Regions from separate parts of the Mus musculus genome. Here region 2 is linked to region 1. Evidence: chromatin contacts called from ENCODE Hi-C or POLR2A ChIA-PET data. All regions are on one chromosome and are shown on one strand. Each heading gives the region's core, a stretch centred on a gene start or an enhancer-like site at or near the end of the contact. The rest is flanking DNA. Distances are from core to core; before and after follow the strand shown. Region 1 holds the start of Eef1akmt4-ece2 (Eef1akmt4-Ece2 readthrough). Region 2 holds the start of Eif4g1 (eukaryotic translation initiation factor 4, gamma 1).

Region 1 (4,501 bases), core at 894-3,393:
TGAGTTTTAGGCCAGCCAGGACTACAGGAGACTCTGTCTTAAACATAAGTTTTATGCCGGGCAGTGGTGACGCACGTCTTTAATCCCAGCACTTGGGAGGCAGAGAAAAAAAGTTTTATTAGAGAACATCAGTTCTCACGCTGTAGACCAGGCTGGCCTCGAACTCAGAAATCTGCTTGCCTCTGCCTCCCGAGTGCTGGGATTAAAGGAGTGCGCCACCACCGCCCGGCGATGCTAAGATTTTAACGAAGACAGATGTCTTGCCCACCAGCAGTATGACAATCAGCTGTGGAGACTGCTGAAAACAGAGCCCTGAGTGCAGGCCTGCTGGTGCCCACCTGCAATCCCAGCCTTTAGGAGGTAGGGGTGGAAAATATCCTAATCAGTAAATGTCAGGCTAGACTGCTACATAACAAGACCCCATTTCAACAAAAGAAAAAAGGTCCCTAGCTTCTATATTAGACTTCCCTGGAATTAGAATCTCAGAGTGGAGCCTAACTTGCCAGTTAATTTTGAAAGGCACTAAAGCTTGATAAACGTAGTTCTGTGGTAACTCTATAAATAAACGCAATAGTATACAACCACAGAATTCAAGAAACTGTTTACTTCTAGTGGGGAGAGGTTACGGGGAAACCATAAGCAAACTCCAAGGACACACGAAGCTTTTAGCCAGGTATTGGTCTAGATGCTTCACATACTCGTCTAATCACCAGAAGATCTCATCTGTAGGTTCTCATTTTCTTAGTTATTTACTTATGTTGTTTTGTTGAAACAGGGTCTTTCTATGTAGCCTCCTAGCTGTCCTGGAACTTGCTGCATAGCCCAGGCTGGCCTCTTGCTCCCAAGGCTGGGATTAAAGGTGTGAGTCACCACACCCAGCTAGGTTTTTATTTTCTTAAGGCTTGAAAATAGAGGCACAGAAATTTAAAGATTTTGTACAAGATTACAATTCCAGCTAAACCAAATTTCTACCATTAACTACTTGCTCTCAGAGTCCAAATTCTTAGCCACTAGGTTATCCTTTCTAGTCCTGGTCATTTTCTACTCCCCCCCCCCCAAAATATATATACTATATGTATAAGAGATACCCTTTTTATCCCTATCAAGTATTCCACTTAAATGTATACAGGCTTTAGAAGCAGAGGTAGTTGGATCTCTGTGAGTTTAAAGCCAGCCTATTCTATAAGGTGAGTTCCAAGCCAGCCAGGATTTCATAGTGAGACCCTGTCTAAAAACAAAAACAAAAACAAAAAACCCAAAATGTATACAGGCTTCTTGAACAAAACGTTTACAAACTATATTTGGAAGGCAACTCAACTCATTCAAACTTTTCCTGAGTATCCAGCAGCTGACATCCTAGCATCGCTCTTGTTGACACCTACCTCAGCTGCAATTCTCCATCAGACTCAGCATTATTCTACCCTATGAGTGTTTAGGACCAAACTTTTCTCCTGGAGTTCAGAGAAGTGGTGACTCCCTTTACCTGACAACAACTCCGGGTGCCCGCTGGTGCGAAAAGAAAACTAGGTGTTATGCTCGAGGTGCACACGATTTACTCCAGAAAAATTTGCAGTCCCATTTCTAGAAACGGAAACTGAAACACACAATGGATTCATGACTTGTCCTAGGTTACACAGCCAGTTAAATGCTGGGACTTGAAGTAGGTCCACAGAGATATGCTTTCCAGTGTCCTAGGTGCCTCCAGTGTCTGGGGCAGGGTAATGCCCCTCGCTGGGACACCAAAGGACTGTCTTTTTCCAAAGTCCTGACGATCTCTTATTCTGTCTGCCCTTGTTAAATACAGACAGATTCTGAAGGTACTGGGTGTTGGCTCCGAACTGGGGCGTCCTGGTACAGGAGAAAGCAGAAGAGAAGAAAGCGGATGTGATCTGGCCAGCGACTGGTGGCTGGGACACTACCCACCTAGCACGAGGATACGGTCCTCAGGACACAGCTCCGGCTCTAGGAGGGCACGGAAGGAAGCGAAGTCTCCGAACCACTCGTAGGGTCCAGAGTCGGCCGCGTCTTTGTAGCGCTGGTCCCAGTACTGGACTTGGCGGTACTGGAAGTTCTTCTCCGGTAACTCCGGAGGGGACACCGGAGTCCGGGGAGAGGCCATGCTCAGGGCAGCGCCGCAGCCAGGGCGGGACTAAGGAGCCCAATCACCGAGGTAAGAAATGGAAGGCGGAGCCTGTGTCTCCGCCCTCCCCTGCAGCTGCTCCACACAAACACGTGGAACTTCCGTCACCTTCTAAGCTCTTTTTTGAAAATCGTCCGGCTGGGAAGCTGAATTACTTGGTGTCATATTAACGAACTGCCCGTCTAAACTCGACCACATCTCCTCGTGGCAAACCGGATCTGGTCACTAGACGTGACCAGGCTCATTACTGCATCCTCTCGTGTTCGGTTTTCAATAACCCTTTCCAATAAGAGGCGTGATTAATTAAAGATTCCCTTCTTCCCAAGATTTTTGGAGCACCTTCGGGTACTTGGGAAGGCGGGAGGAATACTGAAAGGAGCTTTCCCCTCTACGTGAACACAACTACTCTGGGCATAGGCAGAGTGGAAAGCTGGGCTTGGAGAAGAGAACAGAACTGTTGTTTTGTTTTCTGGGCAAACACTGATATACTCGTGTTTATGTGCTCTGAAAGGGACATACACCGAGAAGTATATGTATATTTATATTACAACATCGTGTAGTCTTTCAAAGGAGATGCGTTCTAAGGACTAGCTATCTTATCCTTATTCCGGTGCACATATTCACATTAGAAATATCTCTCACCACTGTGTATAATAAGCACTAAATATGTAGCCAATGAATCATTTTGGCCTAGAAACTCCAGCTCCCTGAGTCTAATTAACAGACTGATTTTTAGTAAATAAGACTTCTGGTTACTCGGCTCAGCATTTAGTTTGAGAAGACGCCCAGAGCGTGAGACCGGAACCTAGTGTGTGAGAGTTGGTTTTCCCGGGTGGTGGAAGCAAAAGAGTGGTGCACTGTCAAGATGGCTGCTGGGCTGCGGAAACGCGGCCAGCCGGCTTCTGTCGGCCAGCCGGCAGGAATCTGGAAACAATGGCTACAGCGTGCCTGGCAAGAACGCTACCTACTGCTGCGGGAACCGCGCTACACATTGCTGGTGGCCTCCTGCCTCTGCATAGCAGAGGTGGGCATCACCTTCTGGGTCATTCACAGGGTGGCATGTGAGTTCACTGAAGGGGAGAGAACCGGAGGGAGGGAGGGATACCCAAACTAGATTACAGAGCTTTCATTCACCGATCAAACCCATATCCTTTACCTGACCCAAGCCCATTTTCCAGAACAGCGATCATAATCTCTCTCCCATATGGGAGGGAGGTTACCCAGAGATTACCTCCTGCGTTTAACATTCAGCCTGCTAAGAAAGCATAAGCAGCCACGAAGTTCTGGCCAGAATTAATGTGCTGTTGCTGCTGCTGTTCCTGATGCTTGTCTGTAGCCTTAGACAGTCACTTCCCACCGCAGATCTGATTTTTCATGCTTTTAATTCTTAGGTCTTGAAAGTCCTTTTAAAGAGTGCATTTTGTGACCTTTTAAGTCCATTAGGTACTGGTGTCTTCCAGGATCAGTCTTTTTTTAAAAAAACAAAACAAAACAGAGTCTCACTAAGTAGCCCTGATTGGCTTTGCTATGTAGACCACAGTGGCCTCAAGCTCACAGAAATCTGCCTTCTTCTGGCTCCTGAGTGTTGTTGAGATTAAAGGTGGACACCATCACAACTGGCTTATAAAGACCCTGTTCTTAAAATGAGAGTGAGGAACATTCCAGAAAGAGAATCACCATTAACCTCTAACCTCCACACTCATACTCACATGCATGTACACTCACTTATGTGTGAATCCACACATGTGCATATGAACACACACAAGACAGAGAAAGAGAACAAGACTGTTTCAAGAACTAAGAAGCTGGGTGGTGGTGGCACACGCCTTTATCCCAGCACTTGGGAGACAGAAGCAAGTGGATCTCTGTGAGTTTAAGGCCAGCCTAGTCTACAGAGTTCCAGGACAGCCAGATAGCCAGAGCTATACAGAGAAACCCTGTCTTGTAAACACACACACACACACACACACACACACACACACAAACTGAAAAGGAGAGAAGTACTACTTGAAGAATACAGGAAAGAGTAAATTTGGAGTAGGAAGAAAGATCATAAAATCAGTTTTACACATTTGAGTTTAAGACACCCACATTCATGGGCCTAAGGAGATAGCTTAGCACGTGGTATTTACCATGCAAATGTGAGACCCATAGTTCACATTCCTAGCATTAGGCATAAATGCCAGGCAGGCATGGTGACCCATCTATGATCACGGCACTGGAGAGGCAGGACAAGGGATCCTTGAAGCAAACTGACTAGCTAGACTCTGTTATATAAATGACAGAGGAAGACACCAGTGTCAACTCCTGACCTTCATATGCATGCACACATAACACACAGACGAAATATATGGGTTCACC
Region 2 (4,501 bases), core at 1,338-3,837, 61 kb before region 1:
AAAATGGGAGGAATAAACAGCAAAATCAGCATTCCACAATGTCCATACAGTCTTAAGAGTACAGCACTTCAGCGCATGGCGATCAATCCTTCCCAAGCCCCACATGACCAACTGATGGCTAAGTGGCCTCCTTACACTTGCCTTCTAACCTGGATGAAAACTTTGTGTCCTGTAACTGTCCCTGCCATGCACACTCAGTCACCTCCAGACTACCCCTCCAGAGGCCTCCTAACAGCTAGATAACATCATGCCCTTCTGGACAACAGACTCCCCAGCATGCACGATCCCTTCAAGTACCGAGGCTAACTGCTACATGCAACAGTCTCCCAGTTCTGGGATACTTTGCTTGTCAACAGTTGACTTCTAACATGCAGTATTTGGACTCAAACTCCTAAAGTGCAAACAAGGCACCCACCGTGACCATCCCAATCTGTGTCTAGCTACGGACTAGGGTGGAGGATGGGGTGACACCAAAGAGGTGGCTTGGGATTAGAAAAGGGGTATTACCTGCAGAGACCTGAATCCTCCCTGAGAGCACATGGGGACAGGAAAGACGACAATTATCCCCAAGGTGATGGAGTGGGGTTAGGGGGAGTGAAGTGGGTAGGAAAAAGACCCTTCCACTTGGGGAGAACTTGGAGAACACAAAAAAATAAAACCACAGCTGGAATGTTTATCTCATTACAGTTCAAAGAGAACGGGAGAAGAGGAACAGGGTAATGCCAACCTCCTAGTATAGTAGTAAAGAGCTGGCAGCAGGGCCCACAGGACAGCCTCCAATTTCCAAAGGCTCAAAGACCCCAGTAACACCACTCTCACACTCTACGAACTTCACAGAGGGTCAGCCACCCTAAGTAACTAACAGCACGTAAGAACTCAGAGCAACTGTCAAGGAATGGAGGGGCAAGTATACAGTGTCCATAGTTCCCATACTAGCCCCAAACCAGCAGCTCATTTTCCCAGTTCCCACCCAAGCCTACTCAAGCCACAGTCCCTCACCTGGCGGGGCTGAGAAGGCGTGTTCATTTGTGTCGCTTGAGGCGTGCTAAACACCACCGGTGCAGTCTGCCCCGGGGGAAACGCTGGCTGAAGGGGAGAGACCAGAGTTCAGCAAGAGGGGAAGCCTGGGTGGGGCTTAAACCCAAGCTGGTGAAGTATGGGGAGCAGACCTGTAGTAACAGCCTCAGCAGTCCACATGTTCCCTCCCTGTGACAGCCCCAGGGACAGCCAGGGGCCCTATCTCAATTTGGCAGCAGGCAGCTGCACTTTGCCCTGACACAGATGGGGGTGGGAAAACTGGGAGCTGCGTGACCTCCACCCCGCCGGAGTCCTGATCATTTAGCCTTGATTACCTGTGGGAGTCCAGGGGACCTGGCGGGTGGGGGGCCTGTGGGCTGGGGAGCTTTGTTCATTTCATTTGGTGCCACATTAGGGTCCCCCCAGCACCTGTTGGAAAGAGCAGAGCTCGGAACGAGGAAAGGACCCAAGCTTATGGCAAACGGGCTGGGGGAAAGGTTGTATCAAGAGCTAGGGCCAACACGGATTAAGGGAGGTGCCAAGTGAATGCAGAAACAGAAAACATACAGCCTGAGGACCCCACCAGCACACTGCAACACCCTGACCCCACCCTTGCCTGCTCAAACAGCCCCCTCACTCACCCCCTCGGTTAAGAATAAGTCCACAGTGCGGCCTACAGGTTCTGGGCATCCGAAGGCCTGGGGTTGGGAGGTGAGGGGTATCAACCTGGCTCCACGGGGCCCAAGACCAACCAGACCGGAAATTCCAGGTCTTGCTGGCACCAGGCTCCCGGATCACAAATGAAGCCGGCTGCTCCGGCCGTGATATCCCCACCCCCCACCCGGGGACACCGGGTTCGAAGCCTGCCGCGGGGCACTCGCGCGGGGCCGGAGAGGCCTGAGGCCGCCCGGGAACACAAGCCAGGAAGGGCGCGAGTCCGGCCGCACCAGCAGGGCGGGCGGCGACCGCCGCGAAAGCCGGCTCGGGGCAGGCGAGGGTCGGCCGCCGGGCGGGGCTGGGGGCTCCTCCCTGCCCGCCGCCGCCGCCTCCCAGCTCTGCGCAACGCGGCCAGTGCCAAAGAACAACGTGTCACTTCCCGGCGGCCGCCCGGGCCCCGCAGGGGGAGGGGGTGGCGGGTTTGCGCCGCACAGCCTGCGCCGGGCCGCGGCCCAGGCCGGGCGGAGGTGACTGTCTCGCCGCCACCCCAGCGCCCTCCCCGCCCGGGCCCTGCTCCCCACCCCCACCCGGGCCCGGCCCGGCACACGTGGGCCGGGGATCGGCCTGGCGAGTAGGGCCTGGGCGCAGGCTCGGAGCCGGGGCGCCGGGGCGTCGGCGCAGGGTGGCGGGCCCCGGCCCGGATGGCGGCGGATGCGGGGGGAGGGGTGGGGGGCCGGGTCGGGCCCGGACATGGCGGCTTTACCTTCAGTCTCCTTCAGTCCGCGCGGCCGAGCCCCACGCAGCCGCACAGACGTAGTCCACAACCATTTCCGGCTCCCCGCACAGATCCCGCTCGGCGGCCACCGCTTCTCCGCAGGCGCAGCCAGCGCCCCACGTGACCGGCGCAGAGGGCGGAGCTGCGCTGGCGCCGGGGAAGCACATGGGATTTGCTCCGCCCCATCACGTGACACCCACTGCCCGCCCCCGTGTCCCCTCCCGAACTTTGGAACTCCCAGGCCGACCCCCTCTGAGGCTCTGGCGGTTCTTTAGTTCATTCATACTTTGCGCAAGCATTTATTGAGCGCGTGAGTGCTAAGTGAAGTGCCGGCCTGGAGCTCAGAGTGCGGAATCTAAAAAGCAGTCCTGCCCTAGTAAGTGTAGTGTGCAAATTATGCAGCCTCTGAAAATGCTATAGATTTGATCTTTGATAGACCTATTAACAAAGGAAATTCAATATTGCACCAAAGAAACTGCCGCAATCTAAAGAAGCAATTTTACTTTTGTTTTTTTAAAAAAATCAGTTGCTCCTAGGGAAACGCAAAAGTCAACATGAAAACTTTGGAATAATGGAAAAAGGAATCCCAAAGCTGTACGTGTGCTGACTGGCTAAGGCAGGGAATCAGTTACCATAAGCTTTAAAGTAGGGAAATGTCACCAGGCAGTGGCGAGCCACGCCTTTAATCTCAGCATTCCAGAAAGATAGGCAGGTAGATCTCTGAGTTCAAGGCCAGCCTGATCTACAAAGCAAGCTCCAGGACGGCCAGAGTTACAGAGAGACCACATCTTGAAGATTTCTGAGATGGTTCAATGGTTGGCGCACTGGTTGCTCTTTATTGCCTGCTCTTCAAGAGGATCTGGGTTTACTTCCCATAACCCATAAGGCAGTTCATGTCTGTGTGTAACTCTGATTCGTTAGAATTCTGCCCTCTTTTGCCCTCTAAAGGCACCACATATGCATGTAGTGCACAGACATATGAAAACAAAACATTCATACACGTAAATATTTAAATTTTAAAAATAGGAAAATTTGAACTGGGTGGTGGTAGTCCACACCTTTAATCCTAGTACTCCAGGGGCATAGGCAGGAGAATCTCTGTGAATTAAGGGCTAGACTAGTGTAGAGAGCTAATTCAGGACAGCTAGGGTTACACAGAGAAACCCTGTCTCGAAAAACAAAAAAAATAGCCAGGCTGTGGTGGTGCACGCCTTTAATCCCATCACTTGGGAGGTAGAGGCAGGTGGATTTCTGAGTTTGAGGCTAGCCTGGTCTACAGAGTGAGTTCCAGGAGAGCCAGGGCTACAGAAAAACCCTGTCTGGAAAAACCAAAAAAAAAAAAAAAGAGTTGTACTCTATTGAACTGAGCATTTGAGCATTTAGTTAGGTAGCAGAGCCTTTCCCACTGGCCTTTCTCCCTCTCACATGCTACCTCCTAGCATGCATTATATCACAGAATTGGTGACCTAAGTGAGGGGGGCAATAATGTAAACTTCATCACTGTGCTACCAAGAAAGCAAGGCTACAGGGTGGGCAAATGCGGGCACAAGGATCCTCTAGATGGCCTGAGTCCTCAGTGGTCATGTGCTTTCCCAGCATTTGGGAGACCTTGGGTTCAATATGCAGTAACAGAAAACAACCAGTCCAAAAAAAAAAAAAAAATCACCATAATCAGTAGCTGGAGAGACAGCTCAGGTAAAAATTGAGCATGTGCCAGGTAGTGGTGGCACATGCCTTTAATCCCAGCACTTGGGAGACAGAGGCAGGCGGATTTCTGAGTTCTGCAGAGTGAGTTCCAGGACAGCCAGGGCTACACAGAGAAACCCTGTCTCGAAAAACCAAAAAAAAAAAAAAAAAAAAAAAAAAATTCAAGCATGTGATGGTACACATCTTTAGTTCCAGCACTTGGGAAGCAGAGGCAGACTCTTAAGAGTTCAAAGAAAGCCTGGTCTACAAACACAAATTGAGAGTTCCAGGACAGCCAGGGTTATACAGAGAAACCCTGTCTCGAAAAACCAAAAAAAAAAAAAAACCACTAAATCTGAATCTGCT

Evidence for each region. A loop is a pair of places that touch in the nucleus more often than their neighbours do. ChIA-PET counts read pairs that join two places held with the same protein, here RNA polymerase II (POLR2A).
Region 2: a map of T-helper 17 cell shows a loop between it and region 1 (2.5-fold over the local background). The contact joins the promoter of Eif4g1 here to the promoter of Eef1akmt4-ece2 in region 1. A Hi-C loop is called at or near these places in 1 of 37 maps with a recorded cell type or tissue (T-helper 17 cell). POLR2A ChIA-PET finds 5 or more read pairs at or near these places in 5 of 5 experiments (Patski and embryonic stem cell).

What each region holds. Positions count from the first base shown.
Region 1 is chr16:20,609,243-20,613,743 of GRCm38, reverse strand. Eef1akmt4-ece2 (Eef1akmt4-Ece2 readthrough) reads right to left here and starts at 2,143. Exons shown (of 20, transcript NM_177941.1): 1 at 1,924-2,143. The coding sequence starts at 2,119. Alg3 (asparagine-linked glycosylation 3 (alpha-1,3-mannosyltransferase)) reads left to right here and starts at 2,983. Exons shown (of 9, transcript NM_145939.3): 1 at 2,983-3,201. The coding sequence starts at 3,006. Eef1akmt4 (EEF1A lysine methyltransferase 4) reads right to left here and starts at 2,143. Exons shown (of 3, transcript NM_025462.2): 1 at 1,924-2,143. The coding sequence starts at 2,119.
Region 2 is chr16:20,670,813-20,675,313 of GRCm38, reverse strand. It overlaps Eif4g1 (eukaryotic translation initiation factor 4, gamma 1), which reads right to left and starts at 2,587. Exons shown (of 33, transcript NM_145941.3): 1 at 2,438-2,587; 2 at 1,353-1,446; 3 at 1,000-1,086; 4 at 508-528. The coding sequence starts at 1,412.